2 separate regions of the Homo sapiens genome follow, and region 2 is linked to region 1. A link is a loop called in an ENCODE intact Hi-C map of the cell type or tissue named here. Cell type or tissue: Caco-2. All regions are shown on one strand.

Region 1 (8,000 bases):
ATATATTTAGTTTTCTGATATCCTAATGTATTTCCACAAACCTTTTAAGTCTACAATTTTATATAGTTTTCCATCAGGGAGGCAAGATATATGTAATTTCTTTCTTTCTTTTTTTTTTTTTTTTTTTGAGATGGATTCTCGATCTGTCACCCTGGCTGGAGTGCAGTGGCGTGATCTCGGCTCACTGCAACCTCTTCCTCCCAGATTCAAGCAATTCTCCTGCCTCAGCCTCTCGAGTAGCTGGAATTACAGGCACATGCCACCACGCCTGGCTAATTTTTATATTTTTAGTAGAGACGGCGTTTCACCATGTTGGTCAGGATGGTCTCAAACTCCTGACCTCATGATCTGCCCTCCTTGGCCTCCCAAAGTGCTGGGATTACAGGCATGAGCCACTGCGCCCGGCCTATAATTTCTTTCTATATGTAACTAATTAAAGGTTTTTAAGAGGGTTTAATCTCTAAATAATTAACAGTTTAGTCATAACACCATAGAAACACATTTAAATATTCAGGAAAGAGATTTTTAAGATTATTGCTTAGTCTTATAAAATGGTGAATTTTTTTTTTTTTTTTTTAGACAGAATCTTGCTCTGTCACCCAGGCTGGAGTTCAGTGGCGTGATCTCGGCTCACTGCAACCTCTGCCTCCCAGATTCAAGCAATTCTCCTGCCTCAGCCTTCCAAGTAGCTGGGATTACAGGCATGTGCCACCATGCCCAGCTAATTTTTTTGTATTTTTAGTAGAGACGAGGGTTCACCATATTGGCCAGGCTGGTCTCGAACTCCTGACCTTGTGATCCTCCCACCTCGACCTCCCAAAGTGCTGGGATTACAGGCGTGAGCCACCGTGCCCAGCCTAAAATGGTGAATTTTAACCAAATTGATACCTCTGTATTCTTATTTTATGTTTCCTATACTCTTACATCATACTGCTTGGCAAGTAATGTAAGTTTTGACGTAATTTAAAAATTCAATTAGTTGTAAACAAATTCTAATTTGTTAAACAATTTATATATTCCTCTTTACTTACTACACTACCTCAGAATTAATCTTCCTTAAAAAAGTAATCATCCCACATAGAAAAAACTGCAGAGCTTCATCTCTTTCTTAAATATTTTCAAATAATGTAAGAACATAAATCCATGTAAAAACTGATTAAAAATGGACACTTCATCTTCCTTTACTAATTATGGAATAATAGAAAGAAGTAAATATCATGTTCTTAATATTTCTCTGCTTAACAGAGAAATACGAAGAAATACTGCAATTATGGTTATGGGAGATTTTCTAGCTTCTTCAAGTACAGGACACAACTATGGTTCCTACCAGTAAGGAGAAACGAATAATCAATCTTACATAACACAAAAGAAAGGTGAGAGGCACAAAAAGACAAACTGACTTTGGCTTTTAAGAACCTAATGTTAACCCTGAAATGCCCGATTGAGTAACACAACAACAAAACAAAAGATGACAGCAGCAAGTCACCACTTCACACAGTATTAAGAATTCTGAAATACGTAATAGCCTTCCTCCCATGTCCCGCTCAATCTGTTGTGTTGTCTTTTTGTTTTTCCTGCTTTTTGGCTGCAGGCAGTTCAAGGCTTGCCCACTGCATCGGTTCAGCTTTTCTCATAGTGATCTCAATCTTTGTTGCAGTCATAGTTACATAACTTCACTTTACATCAGTCACACCCCATAATTTCACATTTTGATGAAATCCCTTCTCTCCTTCAAATCCAATGTGCACATTTAACAACGTGCTATTTACTTCTACTCGGCTAAGTTCTGGAAGTGAATTTTTAGCATATACTGAAATGGTAACTTCACCTTCAGTCTGATGCCAGTCCTCTCTACGTGGAACATTTTCCCCAGCATCCTTTTTAGCCCATATGTGTTTCCCTGTTGAACAGCCCTCTTGGGCTAAGAATGTATTAAAATCAGAAGTTTTTCTTCTACAACAGCTCCAGTATTTCATCCCCTCATGGAAAATAGGTACTCCAGAATGATACACACAGACTTCTTCTAGACTCTCTAGACCCCGATATGTCTTTGAACACCCTCCATTCTTACATGAGGTCCCAATCTTAATTTCATCAGTCTTGTTGCTCTCTTTTTGTTTTTTTTTTTTTTTTCTGGTGGAGTCTTGCTCTGTTGCCAGGCTGGAGTGCAGTGGTGCAATCTTGGCTCACTGCAACCTCTGCCTCCCAGGTTCAAGCAATTCCCATGCCTCAGCCTCCCAAGTAGCTGGGACTACAGGTGTGCACCACCACGCCCGGCTAATATTTTGTATTTTTAATAGAGACGGGGTTTCACCATGTTGGCCAGGATGGTCTTGATCTTCTGACCTTGTGATCCGCCCGCCTCGGCCTCCCAAAGTGATGGGATTACAGGCGTGAGCCACCACGCTTGGCCTCTTCTTCTTTCTTATCTTCTTCATTCCCTGATGACAGTTTAAGTTTATCAGGTGAGGCAGATATTTTTAATTCCAAATTTGTCATTGGTGCATCTGGGCTTGGCCTTTTGATTGCTTCTACTGGCTTCGGGGCTTGAATGATGTGTTCCTGAAATTTGGGTTTCAATTCAGATAGTTCTTTCTTCTCAGTAGTCTTTACTTCAGGTTTGACTGGCTCATGTGGCTTCTCACTATTATGTCTACCTTTTGTACAGCCTACAATGCTTAAGAAATCAGAAAAATCAATTGTTCTTCTCTTATATCAAGACCAATCCTTAATGCATCGTGAAAGACTGGAACACCTGGGTGGCATATGCAAGCATCATCGGAATTGATCTCAGGATCGAAGCGCTGACCGCAGCCCCGGTTGTAGCACAGCAAGGCCATTTTCTTTTCCCACCGTCACAGGCAAGGCCCAAACACCGGGAACGGCAAGAGGGTGCATTTGCCACTCCCGTGTCGCTAGCACCGGCCTTGACAGTGGACTATTACAAGGATTTCTGTGGGCCCGCTCTGAGCCGCCGTTTCTGGCCGTGCAGACGGACTTCTACCACACGGTGGCGCTGCGGCTCTGCCATAGAAGGCTCCTCTCGGTCCAGGAGACAGGCAGGGCCGGCCACAGGACCAGCCTCCGACAGCGATTTCATCCGCACCCTGCGGGGCAACGTGGGGGCCTATCCGTAGCTTTCAGCGTTTCCTGGACCCTACCAGGACAAGAATCGCGGGGAGAGGTGCGAAGAAGGTCTGGAGAGGAGGAGGCTTGGGACAATGCAGAGTCCTGGAAGTGAGGCTGACCGCTGACCGCTGTCAGGAGGGACATGGACCGCTGCCGGGGAATCATGGGATTTCCCACCGGCCCAGTCATCTCCCACGTCGGGAAAAGGGAAGAGCTGCTTCCCCATGGCGTGTGCGCGTGGGAAGGGTCTCGGGCAGAGAAGAGGCACTTTTTCTGTCCTCCAGGCTGTTTCCGCCAAATGAAGACCTGGGCTGGAAGAGCCAGGAACAAAGAGGAGAGTCGAGTGCTGAGCACCCAGCGGGAGAGGATGCAGCCCGGTCATCTCACACCTGCTGACCACACAACATCGTCTGCGAGTTCCCCCCACCTACTTCGCCTGCAGCTGCCATTTGGGAAGATGACTCTTGCCTCTTTCACCGTCTGTTTTTTAGATTAGGACTCACGGGCCTAGGGCAGGAGTCAGCTCTTCCAGATCTTTATCGAAAAGTAACATCACACTTGTGCCCAGGGGTTCGAGACCAGCCTGGGCAACAGGACAAACCCCCTTCTCTACAAAAAAACCCACAAAATCTGTGTGGAAGGTGTGTGAACCCTTGGGAAACAGAGTTGCTGTACACGTGTATCAGGCCCTGAGCCAGCTGCAGGGTGGGCATTACTGCTTGGTGCCCTCCGCCCTCACTCTTCCTCCCTGGATGTTGAGGATGGCCCCGTAAACCTTGTTCATAGGGGTCCCTCGTTTTCTGAGACACCTCATCTGAGCACTGACGAGGGGACACAACTCTTGGCTGGGAAGCAGGAGACTGAGCATTGCCTTCAAGCCATCCCCACACATGTGACCTCAGTCAGCATTCTGCCCTTTCATGGGTGTCAGTTGTCTCGTCCATAAAATGGGATGATGTTCTTGTTCCAGCCGGCATACTGGATGACTAAATGAGGGAACAGGTAAGAAGCTGCATTGGAAAAAGGTACCATTCAGCTGCAAGACATCCTTGTGCAGTTCCCCCAGGGCTAATGGGGTTTGGTTGCCCACCTTTGCTGTGTCTCTTCGTGGCGCCAGCAGGTGGCAGCATTGCCTTTGCATGTGCCGGCTCCACCTCTGGCCTCTCCCAGACATGCAGCGTGTAGGGCAGGGGACCATTCTTCACCCAATTCATTTCAGGGGTCATGGGAAGGAGGGATCTGAAATGCCCTGAATGGGAAGGGCCTGGAAAGAAAATGAAAATCTCATTCCTCCCCTCAAAGAAACACAGATAAGCCAGGAGAGCAGGATCTGGTGCATGAGCCCAAGAGGGCTAATGTGACCACTTAGGCTGAAGGGGGACCTTACCTCTCTCTGCCACAACGGTGTCCCCCACCACCTGGAGGAGGGAACTGGGGATCCAGAAGGCTTGGGTCCTTGTCTTTGGTTGGAAAAGTCAGCCAGCATTGCAGTGGGGCAGCAGGAATTCCTCTATTTTTGTGTGTGCAACAGAGTTGAAAACTTAATTCACTCTATAATTTATTTGTGCAAAAAAAAGGTAATTTCCTTATTTATGAGTCTATAATGAATCTGGCCTTTCTTCCAACCCCTGCCTGATGATAAGCGAGAAAAACAATGAAATTTTCAACTTGATTTGAACATCCTGGGGCCAGAGAGTTTAGCCGGTCTTGTTAAGTGATCTTATTAATTTCTCTTGGATAAAATGCTTAGTTCTCAGACTGCTTTGCCCAGCTTCTCCCACTGTGGTGCTGTTGGGGTTTTGTAGACAGTCAAGGGCAGCTTGTGTGGCATCTGGTAGGAGGCATGAGTTGGGATCCTGGGGTGTGGTGTCCTCTAGACCCAGCAAGGTCCCCTGTCCCTCCTGGCCACTGATCATACTAGAAGCTGAGTTTATGAAACTCATGGTCCAGTCCCTCCTGATCTGACTAGAGCCCATGTGGCGCCCCTGGCTGGCCAGCCCTCCTGCACCTGGGCCCCTCCTCCCCACCAAGTCTCCTAGCTGTGCCACCATGGCCCCAGTAGGGCTGCTGGCTCACAGGAATGGAAGTTGGCTTTGAAAGCTGAACTTTAGTGGTGCCTCTCCCTTACCGGGGAGCCCTGGTGCTGGAGGCAGAGGCCGAGTTGGTTTGCAGCTGCCTGGGATGCCACTTCTTCCCAGAGTTCCAATGTGAGTTGGGGACAAGGGCTTCTTTCTCTCAGGGAGGGGTGAGTGGGCCAGTGCTTGGCTCTGCTTGTTATCCTTCTAATCCCCTTCGTACCATCCCCTGGGCAGGAAGGAGGGGACCAACACTCTTCCTCTTCTTGCTCAGTCATCCATTACATAAAATTCCAGGGCCACACCCAAGGAGAGGGATGAGGGAATCCAGGAAACATGCTCTCAAAAGAATAGCCTGCTTTAGAAGACTTTTGATCTGCAGCATAATCCTATTTTGCATGTCAAATACCAAACATTACCACATTTTTTCTTCTGTGCATTCTGTCTATATCAAACATTAATCCTGGTCTCTCTTTAAGCAGAGATGCATGCCTCAGGCCAATGAAGATGAAGATCATGTACCCATCAAGGCAAAAGAGAAAAGCACTGCACTCCAACCCGGGCAACAGAATTATTATTATTATTTTTTAAGAGATAGGATATCATTCTATTGCTCAGGCTGGAGTACAGTCGTGCGATCATAGCTCACTGTAATCTTGAACACGTGGACTCAAGTGCTCCTCCTACCTCAGCCTCTAGGTAGCTGGGACTAGGGGTGTGTGCCACCACACCTGGCTAATTTTTCTATTTTTTTTTCAATAGATGGGGTCTTGCTGTGCTGCCCAGGCTGGTCTTGAACTCCTGAGCTCAAGCAATCCCCTTGCCTCAGCTTCCCAAAGTATGGGGATTACAGGCGTGAGCCATTGTGCCTGGCCCAAAATTTTTCAAATATCATCCTTTTAAGCTTCAAATGTTACCAACATTGGCGAATGCAACCAGAGGAGACATAACACATAAAACATGGGGGGTTTATCCACAAGGAGAATTCACTATCTTGCTGGTGTTAGGATCTGTCCTTCCAGGGAGGATACGCCATGAGTCAGAAGTAGATGCCACTCAGCAAAAAAAAAAGAAAAAAGAAAAAAAAAATCACACCCCTATGTAAAGATGGCGTGGCCCAGTTGGAACCCCTGCAGAGCTCAAGGACTCTCAAAAGGAGGCTCTTAGCCTGGGGCCAAGGCAAGACCAATTCATAGGATGAAAGGAAGGCTGTGATTGGTGGGCTCTTGTCCAGGCTCCTCATTTGTCCTTTCCTACTGGAGGAAATGTGACATGGGCAATTCAAGCCAATAGGGAACCTGGGGAAGGGGCTGGTGGTGGGTTTCATTCACTGCTTTCCCTCACGTGACTCCCTCAGGAAGGGGGTCTTACTGGGCAGGGCTGAGGCAGATGGCCACACTTACAGGTACTCACTGGCACATGTGGCTGGATGTGGGGGTGGGGTGGGGTAAATAACCATAGCTACCTCATGTAGTTGTTGCAAGGATGAAATTACTTAATCCTTTCTTTTTGAGACGAAGTCAGGCTCTGTCACCCAGGCTGGAGTGCAGTGGCACGATCTCAGCTCACTGCAACCTCCGCCTCCCTGGTTCAAGCAATTCTCCTGCCTTAGCTTCCCAAGTAGCGAGGATTATAGATGCCTGCCACCATGCCCGGCTAATTTTTGTATTTTTAGTAGAGACAGGGTTTCGCCGTGTTGGCCAGGCTGGTCTCGAACTCCTGACCTCAAGTGATCCGTCTGAGAGACAGGACTAGCTGGATTTCCTAGGCCGACTAAGACTCCCTAAGCCTAGCTGGGAAGGTGACCGCGTCCACTTTTAAACGCGGGGCTTGCAACTTAGCTCACACTGACCAATCAGGTAGTAAAGATAACTCACTAAAAAGCTAATTAGGCAAAAACAAGAGGTAAAGAAATAGCCAATCATCTGTCTCCTGAGAGCACAGCAGGAGGGACAGTGATCGGGATGTAAACCCAGGCATGCGAGCCGTCAACATCTACCCTCTTTGGGTCCCCTCCCTTTGTATGGGAGCTCTGTTTTCACTCTATTAAATCTTGCAACAGCACTCTCTTCTGGTCTGTGTTTGTTACGGCTGGAGCTGAGCTTTCGCTCGCCGTCCACCACTGCTGTTTGCCGCCATGGCAGACCCGCCGCTGACTTCCATCCCTCCAGACACAGGGTGTCCGCTGTGCTCCTGATCCAGCGAGGCACCCATTGCCACTCCCGATGGGGCTAAAGGCTTGCCATTGTTCCTTCATGGCTAAGTGCCCGGGTTCATCCTGATCGAGCTGAACACTAGTCACTGGTTTCCACGGTTCTCTTCCATAACCCATGGCTTCTAATAGAGCTTTAACACTCACCTCATGGCCCAAGATTCCATTCCTTGGGATCCGTGAGGCCAAGAACCCCAGGTCAGAGAACATTAGGCTTGCCACCATCTTGGAAGCAGCCGGCTGCCATTTTGGAAGCCACCTGCCACCATCTTGGGAGCTCTGGGAGCAAGGACCCCCCAGAAACATGTCCACCTCGGCCTCCCAAACTTAATCCTATTTATAGTGTTAGAACAATGCCTATGATATCGTAAATCAGGCTGGATGTGTACTTGCCATTTACATCCACGTATGTGTATGTTTCCATGTGAATACCTGTAGAACTTAATGCCTGACACAGAAGGCACTCAATAGATGCCAGTTGTTCTTATCATTGGACACACAGAAACATAGACACAGACACTTAGATGAGTATATCTTCATAAACAAAGACATAAAGACACCCCTATACCTTTACTAGATACACT
Region 2 (8,000 bases), 200 kb after region 1:
GGCTCAAACAAGATCGCTGTTTCTTTCCTCTTGTGCAACAGTCCAGGCATAGACAGTTTGGGATCAAAATAGTATCAGGCACTTGTACTTCTTCTAACTCACTTACTGATGTGCCATCCCTCTGGTCCTGCCCTCACCCATAGGATCCAAGATGACACTCCATCACATAGGCTTCTAGCCTGCACGAAGTTGGGGAGAGAGGGCCCCAGAAGCAGGTTCTCTCCTTTTAAGGACACCATCTGGAAGTCACAGACAATGCTTTTGCTCATATCCCATTGGCCAGAACTGTTAGACATGTAGCTATACTTAGCTGCAAGGGAGCCTGGAAAATGTAGTTTTTATTCCAGTAAACACCTTTTGGTCTATGAGAGAAAAGGGAAAATTGTTCTGGGGGCCAACTAGCAGTTCTGCCACATGAGACCCCAAGTACACAGCAAGAAGGTTCTTGGATTTGTCTGCCATGTGCCCCACTCCCCCTGGCCACAGGGGCAGGCAAGGGACTCAATCTGGGAAAATGACCTCTGACCACAGCAATTGCCCAGAACTGGACACATGATTCAAGTGGATCCAATCAGGGTTCTTCCTCAGGCCTTTTGCTTTTCTTTTCTTTTTTTCAAAAAAGTTGAAGGCTGGGCATGGTGGTTCACACCTGTGATCCCAGCACTTTGGGAGGCCAAGACGGTGGATCACCTGAGGTCAGGAGTTTGAGACCAGTCTGGCCAACGTGGCAAAACCCCATCTCCACAAAAAATACAAAAATTAGCCGGGTGTGGTGGTGCACCTATAATCCCAGCTACTCGGGAGGCTGAGGTGGGAGAATCGCTGGAACGTGGGAGCCAGGGGTTGCAGTGAGCCGAGATTGAGATTGCACCACTGCACTCCAGCCTGGACGACAGAGCAACACTCCATCTCAAAAAAAAAAAAAAAAAAAGTTGAGACAGGGTCTTGCTCTGTTGCCCAGGCTGGAGTGCAGTGGCATGATCATGGCTCACTGCAACCTTGAACTGGGCTCAAGCAATCCTCCCACCTCAGCCTCTGGAGTAGATGGGACTACAGGCACGCACGACCACATCCGGCTAACTTAAAAAAAAAAAAAATTCATAGAGACGGGGTCTCACTATGTTGCCCAGGACGGTCTCAAACTCCCCTCAGGACTTTTTCTAAGCAAGCCTGGTAGCAGACAGTACAATTTCCTTTCTGGTCATGAGACTGTGAGGATGTAATGCTGAACCGACCACAGGCATTATTCCTGCAGGGGAAGGAGGGTGCACAAAGCCCATTTGCGGAAGAAAGGGTGTTGCTCACCTCTGAGAGACAGAGAGAGAAGAGACAGGAGGTGATAGTCTGGTGGGTGAGTAGGCCTCATTCTGGCCTCTTCAGGGCCTGCTCTGTCTTTGCCCTGCTTGAGCCAATAGTCAACATCCCCCTCTCACCAAGCTGATTCAAGTCAAGTTTGAGCCATTCGCAACCCTTAGTACTGCAAGCCGCGTTTTTTTTTTTTTTTTTTTTTTTTTTTTTTTTATCCCTGGGGAAATGAGTGAATGGCTGGGGGACACAGCTGAGATGGAAAATCTGGAAGGAAAGTGCTCCAACCACGCCGTCTCTCTCCCCTGCACATGTGCCCTGTGGCACCTCAAAGTTCCCTTCACCGCGGAGGCTGCTGGGTTTCTCCGCATTTTCCCATCCAGCCCCGCCGCCGCCTGCCATCCAGCCCTCCTCCCAGGCTTGCTGCAGCCGGCCCAGCTGCGAGGGGGCCCGAGGACGGCACTGCACAAAGGCCCCATTCTCAGCTGGCGGGGGCTGTTATCAGCCCAGCCTAAACTGTGAATCACCTGCATCTGTGGGCAGCCCTGTGGGTGGGGCTGCTTGATTTCCCCTCTGGGCCTCCCTTGGCCAGAACCTGTGAGTGGGGGCGGACTCTCAATAAAGGTTCATTGTTTTCCATCCCCTCTGCTATCGGGTTCTGTGACTGCCTTCCCGAGCCCCTTCCTCTGCTCCTCATTCAGCCTCTTCTCCCTGGACCCTGGCCCTCTGAGCACCATTCCACACCCCACCTCACCTTGATTATCAGCAGAATCCCTTCAGGAGAGCCCAGGTGGTGACCCGGGAAAGCAGGAGAAGGGCATTGGCTGGCTTTGCCTCCAGGGCAGTCAGAATGAAGGCGGATCTGAACCGCTGGCTGGCTCCCCAACTTACTTGAGGTCCCCCACTGACTGCAGACAGCAACCAAGCTGTCCTGGGCCTGTGGTGTCACCTGGTGGTCAGCCTTGGAACTTGTCTGGGAGGTTGGGGGGGGGGGGGGCGGTCACACATGTTCCGTAATCTCTCTATTCTTCCCTGTTTTTTGTTTTTGTTTTAAACTGTAATGGGTTCAGTTCTGCTCATTCTTCCTCAGGCCATCTTTAAAACAGAAATTCCAAATCCCAGAGCCTACTTCGGTCATCTCCCTTTCTTCCGACCTTACCCCAATTACCTCAAGAGGTCCTTTTCCCACTGTATGTTCAGTCTACCCAGCCAACGTGCTGACTGAGACAGGGCAGGCCCACCCCCAAGTCAAGAAAAAGGCAGACTGAAAGTCAGAGAGATAACTAGAATGATGAAGAATAGAAGTTTTCGACTTCAAAAGCCCTTGAAAACTTTCCTTCAGAATGCCACACCCATCTGCCCATCCTCCTGTTAAGAACCCTGCTTTCCTTCAAGCATCAGTTTTCAAGAGAAAATAGGTTGACTTTTCCAGATCCGCATTGTGATTTTTCCATTTCTACTACAGGTCTTGCAACAGTAGGGTTTTCTGTCCTTCCCGTGTAGCTGAATGGCAGCCCAGCTTTGAGATGGGTTTAATGGGCATTTATTATGCCCCAACCTGGAAAACTGAGCCCCATTCATAACCCTGAGTTCTCGACTTTCTATTGGCTCATTGTGTGAAATGCCAAACCACTTCATAGAAACATTTTGAAATCTAACCCATTGGAAAGTCGGGACAGCCTGACGAAGATATTTAAAGGAAAGGTCATGAGATGCTTTCTGAGCAGGATGGTGGCTGCTGCTTCTTGTTCCTGTTGCCATTTCAAACAGGCTAGTATATGAGAACTATCTGATTTCCCCAAAATGGAAATCCTGATCCTTGAAGAAGTCTTGAGGCTTCCGAAATGGGTTGTGCCAGTGGCCTAAGGTTGGGGGAACGAGGTGTGGAGTGATGAGTTAAGTAGCGATGTGAGCACAGAGACTAGGCAGAGAGGATGTGAGGAGGCCGGGTTGAGTGGAGGATCTGGAGAGAGTTTTAGTGCCAAGACTGGAGACAGACCCAACTGACTTCTACCTGACAAGAAGGGCCCAGTGGAAACACATGGAGACTCCAGGCAGGTGAATAATTTCATATCCTACCAAAGCCATATTCTTTTACTATGTTCCACTTTAGTGTAGCAGAAACTGATCTGTGCTTGGAGGAATGAGGGAGTAGACAGAGAAGAGGGTCCCCGTTACCAAGTAGGCAGAGAAGAGGGTCCCTGTTAGCAACACTCCATCTCCTCTGAGCGGTTCAGCTCTCACCCCAATGAGACAAAAACTCTGCAGAGACCTTCCCCACCTTCCTTAGAGACTGACTGCTATTATACTAGCCTGCTCTTTTGGGGGTATCCCTAATCACCCTATTGCAAACCACTCATTAAAACATGCAACTGTCCCATAGAGGAGTTGCAGATATGGTTTTCTTGGTCTCCTTTTATTTCCAGTGATGTTGGAGTGCCTCCGAAAGATGGCACCCTGGGAAGCTTCTGGGTGCTGGGCACTGAGCATGTTATCTCATTTCATCTCCCTGCCAGGGCACTATCATAAGCTCCATTCCACCTGGTGCAACTGAGGCTGAGGGCAGTTAGGTTAGCTGCCCAAGAGGTTAAGAGCTGCTGAGAGCTGTTGAGAGCTGCCATCCTACCTTGGAGCTGAGATCTGAATTCAGCTTCATCCATCTTAGTCTGAAGATCTTCACTTCCTCCCCTTCCTGCAGGACAAAATGGAAAGAAAAAGCCCTTGAGAACAGGAGGGTAGGACCTATGAGGGGCCATAGGGGGTGGAGGTTCGAACAGGGAGCTACGAGCCCACTCAGATATCCAGTGGGCAGCAGGGAGGAAGACTGCCTGCCCAGGACGGCCACAAAACAGCCCTGGGGGGGTGAGGGGGGTGTGAGGAGCCAGCATGGGAAAGTGAAGGAGCCTTGTTCTGTAGAGGGAAACCCCCTCCTCCGCAGCAGAAACACTAGAAGTGTCCACTGATAGAACAGGGTGGGCCTGGGTCAGCAAAAAGCCCAAGAGAGATCTTTGCAGGAGAAATCTCTCCTTCGGTGCTGGAATTGGAGAGTGAATAAAGTCCTTTGGGCCAGGTGGAGTCAGCAGTGCCGAAAGCCTGGGAGGTGGCCCTGGTTGGTCCCTCTTTTCCCATCTCCCCTCCTTCAGCTCCAGAGCCAAGGAGGGGCTGGCCGTCCGTTCCTGGCCTCACCAGCAGAGGTCTCCAGAGCAGGGAGCAGAGGGCTTGGGGTGGGGGAGGGAATGGAAGGATGCCCTGCACCTTCCGCCCTGCTCACAGATGTCCAGGGGTCCACTGCATGGGTGGTCTTGACTCATGCATAGGTGTGTCTGTATTTGTGTGCATCCGTGTGGGGGTATGTAAGTGCGGGAAGTGGGTGTATGTGCATTTATGGGTGTGTAGGTGTCTGTGGGTGCATGCATGTTTGTAAGTGTGCTGGGTGGTGTCTCTGCGTGTATGTTTGCCCATTCCATCTTCGCACATGTTGGCACTGCTTGTGGCCCTGCGTATATCTGTGTGCAAGTGAGTCCTGCATCATTTGTGCATAGTTGTCTATGCTTGGGCTTGTAAGGAGAGAGGAGAAAAATAAGTGACCTGGGGAAGGGGATGCTTTGACATCTCAACATTCTAGGAGGCAGGGATGTGGGGTCGTCTGTACTGTCCCATGTCCACACACACTGACCCAACCTGGCCACCTCCTGCCCCTTCCTTAGCACAGACCCTGAATTTGTTTGTTAAAACCTCATTTACAGCAGGTGTTGCTGACAACCAGTTCCCAGGAAGCAAGGCCTTCCAGAGCGCTCTCTCGCTCGCTCTCGCGCTCTCTCTCTCTCTCTCTCTCTCTCTCTCTCTCTCTCTCTCCCTCTCCCTCTCTCTCTGTAGCTGGTAAACATTATTCTCATTGTTGCGGGGGGCAGTGGAGCCACAGAGTATGGTGGGAGGCAGAGAGCTGCAGTGGGGGAACCACATGCCCATGGCTGACTCACCCATGGGTGAGCAAAGGCAGTGGCCATGAGGGAAAGTGCAAGGAAAAGCCCTGGACAAGGCCTAGCTCTGCTCCTGGCCTGAGGCCCTGCACTGGAGCTCAGTCAGTGCTGGGGGGCAGGCAGAAGGGAGGCCCCTTACCCATGTCACGCTGAAAATCCTTGCCGCAGGGAGTAGGGCAGAGTCTGGAGCCTACCACATGATGGGAAGGTGTGTTTACTTCCCACTGCTGCTGTAACAAATCGCCACCAACTTAGCGGCTTAAAGCAACACAAATTTATACAGCTCTGGAGGCCAGAAGGGCAAAATCAGCATCTTTGGGCTAAAAACAAGGTGTTGGCAGGGCTGCTCTCCTTCTGGAGGATCTAGGGGAGAACCCATTTCCTTGCCTTTCCCACTTCTAGAGGCCACCTGCATTCCTTGGCTTGGGGCCCCTGCCTCCATCTTCAAAGTCAGCTGAGCCTGGGCAGTATAGTGAGACCCCATCTCTACAAAAATTTTAAAAATTAGCCAGTGTGGTGGTACACGCCTGTAGTTCCAGCTACTCAGGAAGCTAAAGTGGGAGGATCACTTGAGCCCAGGAGGCAGAGGTTGCAGTGAACCGAGATCACACCACTGCACTCCAGCCTTGGCAACAGTGCCAGTCCCTGTTTCTAAACAAAAACAAACAAATGAAATCAGCTGCACGTGATATCTTCAAGTCTCCCTTCTGTCTGCTCGCACATGCCTTTTCACTGCCTTTGACCTTCCTGCCTCCCTCTTATGTGGACCCTTGTGATGATGTTGGGCCTTCCCAGATAATCCATGATAATCTCCCCATCTTAAGACCCTTAACAGAATTACATCTACAAGTCCCTTTTGCCTTTGAGGTGACATTCACAGGTTCTAGGGATTAGGATGTGGACATCTTCAGGGGGCCATTATTCTAACAAAGAGGACAATCACAGACAGACTGGCAAAAAGGGGTGACATTCCTATTCCCCCCATGGTTTCACCCATTGAGGACCCGCATTCCTGCTGAAGAGCCCGCTGGCCCTGGAGGGCTTTCCCCTGTGCTTTCCCTCATGGCCACTGCCTTTCTCCCCGACACGGGTGAGCCAGCCATGGGCATGCATTTCCCCCACTGCAGCTCTCTACCTGCCTCCCACAATACTGGCCCTGGAGTGAGCAGCTCTTGGCACCAGGAACTAGGGCTCACTGGCTGGGTAAAGGGTCATTGTCCTCGCTTCCTACCCTCCCAGCAGCCCGTGGCCAGGCACCAGCTATGACCCCAGCTCACACCAAGCCCTTGAGCCCCTAAACCCCTGAGCCTCCCTCATCCCCACCCAACCGGCTCCACATCTAGCCCCCGCCAGACCTCAGGCTTGTGTCCACTCTCCCTGAACGCTCCTCTCTGGCTCTCCCTCAGTCCCCTTACCCCTCTGGATTCCCGTCCTGTCACGGCCCCCACTCCTGGCCCCAGAGGCTGTCTGTCTCTTCCTGACTGTGGGGCTCCACCCTGCTGGCTTCAGGCCCCCCAGCCCTCTCCACATGTGCGAAAACCACATGCATGGGCTCTCTTCGGCTCGCCACAGAAAGCCCAACAGCAGGACCCAGAGTGAGGAGGATCACGCACGTTAGCCCAGCCGGGCCAGTGCTGGGGGGCCTGAGGGCACTGCCAGCCCCCCAGATGCCTTACAAAGCCAAACTCCCATCGTGGTCAGCCTCACATCTGGGATAAGGCTGGAAATTCCAATGGCTCTCGGCTGCTAAGAAATGTGTTGAATCTTCCCAGAGATTTGGTGGAAGTGGGAAGCATTGTGTGGTAGGGGTGGGGCCACTCCCGCCATAGGACTCCCAGAGCTCTGGGGAAGTCCAGATGGCACAATGTGTCCACAGTGGCTGTGTTGGTTCCCCCCACCCCCTCTGCCTAGCTCCCCGCCCGCTGAAGATGAAAGGTGCCCAGGGCCAGGGTGCAGCTCATTTCTCGCTGGCACCCACAAGTCTGTCTACTGGTGTGCATGTGAAACTCTGACGTTTCTGATAGAGACTTGAGTTATTTTTTCCTGGAGAGAAAAATGTTGACATGACTTTGGAGGATTGTCTGCCTAGAAAATCCCCAATGCACGAAGAAGACAAGTTCCTCCCCTTCTCACACACGCACCCCTGCGCACTCACGCACATTCCCTGGAGGCCCTGGTCTGTGGGCCTCCTTGGGGCCTCACCTCCGCCTCTAGCCCACGTCCATCCCGTGTGCGACAGGATTCCATAGAGCTGGGGCCTGCAGGGTCCCGGAGCAGGATCGGCCGCTGGCTAGTTCTGCGTCTCTAGGTGGAACCTATACTTATTAGGTTTCTGCAGCTGCTGTAGCAAATCGCTACTAACCAAGGGCCTTAAACAACACACGTTTATTCTCTTACAATTCTGGAGGCCAGCAGCCCTTAAATCAGTCTCAATGGGCTAATGTCAAGGTGTCGGCAGAGCTGGTTCCTTCTGGAGGCTCCAGGGGAGAATCCACTTCCTTGCCTTTTTCAGTGTCTAGTGGCCACCTCTATTTCTCAGCTTGTGGTCCCTTCCTCCATCTTCAAAGAGCATCACTCTAATTTCGGATTCCTTCATCGTGTCACCTTCTTCTCTGATTCTGACTCCTTCTGCATCCCTCTTCCAAGGACACTGAGATTAGGTTGGGCACACCTGGGTTATCCCCATCTGGAGATCCTTGATTGCACGCGCTAAGT

What was found. Peaks named below come from ENCODE experiments on the same cell type or tissue, not always from the same donor. Only the 100,000 strongest peaks of a DNase experiment are listed, where the experiment ranks them.
Region 2: it touches region 1 in a loop (5-fold over the local background); 12 of 110 quality-filtered maps call a loop at or near these places.

The regions. Positions count from the first base shown.
Region 1 is chr2:42,824,778-42,832,777 of GRCh38, forward strand. It overlaps the pseudogene CHORDC1P1. Among named protein-coding and RNA genes, the nearest start is that of TRI-TAT2-1, 18 kb to the left of the region's middle. In Caco-2, CTCF peaks have their summits at 3,007 (motif pointing right) and 4,247 (motif pointing right); DNase peaks (open chromatin) are centred at 3,024 and 4,264; H3K4me3 peaks cover 224 bases.
Region 2 is chr2:43,020,176-43,028,175 of GRCh38, forward strand. It overlaps LINC01819 (long intergenic non-protein coding RNA 1819), which reads right to left. Exons shown (of 6, transcript NR_110585.1): 6 at 7,678-8,000. Among named protein-coding and RNA genes, the nearest start is that of LINC01819, 15 kb to the right of the region's middle. RefSeq lists enhancers at 6,012-6,828, 6,829-7,644. In Caco-2, CTCF peaks have their summits at 2,262 (motif pointing left) and 4,485 (motif pointing right); DNase peaks (open chromatin) are centred at 1,866, 2,166 and 4,486.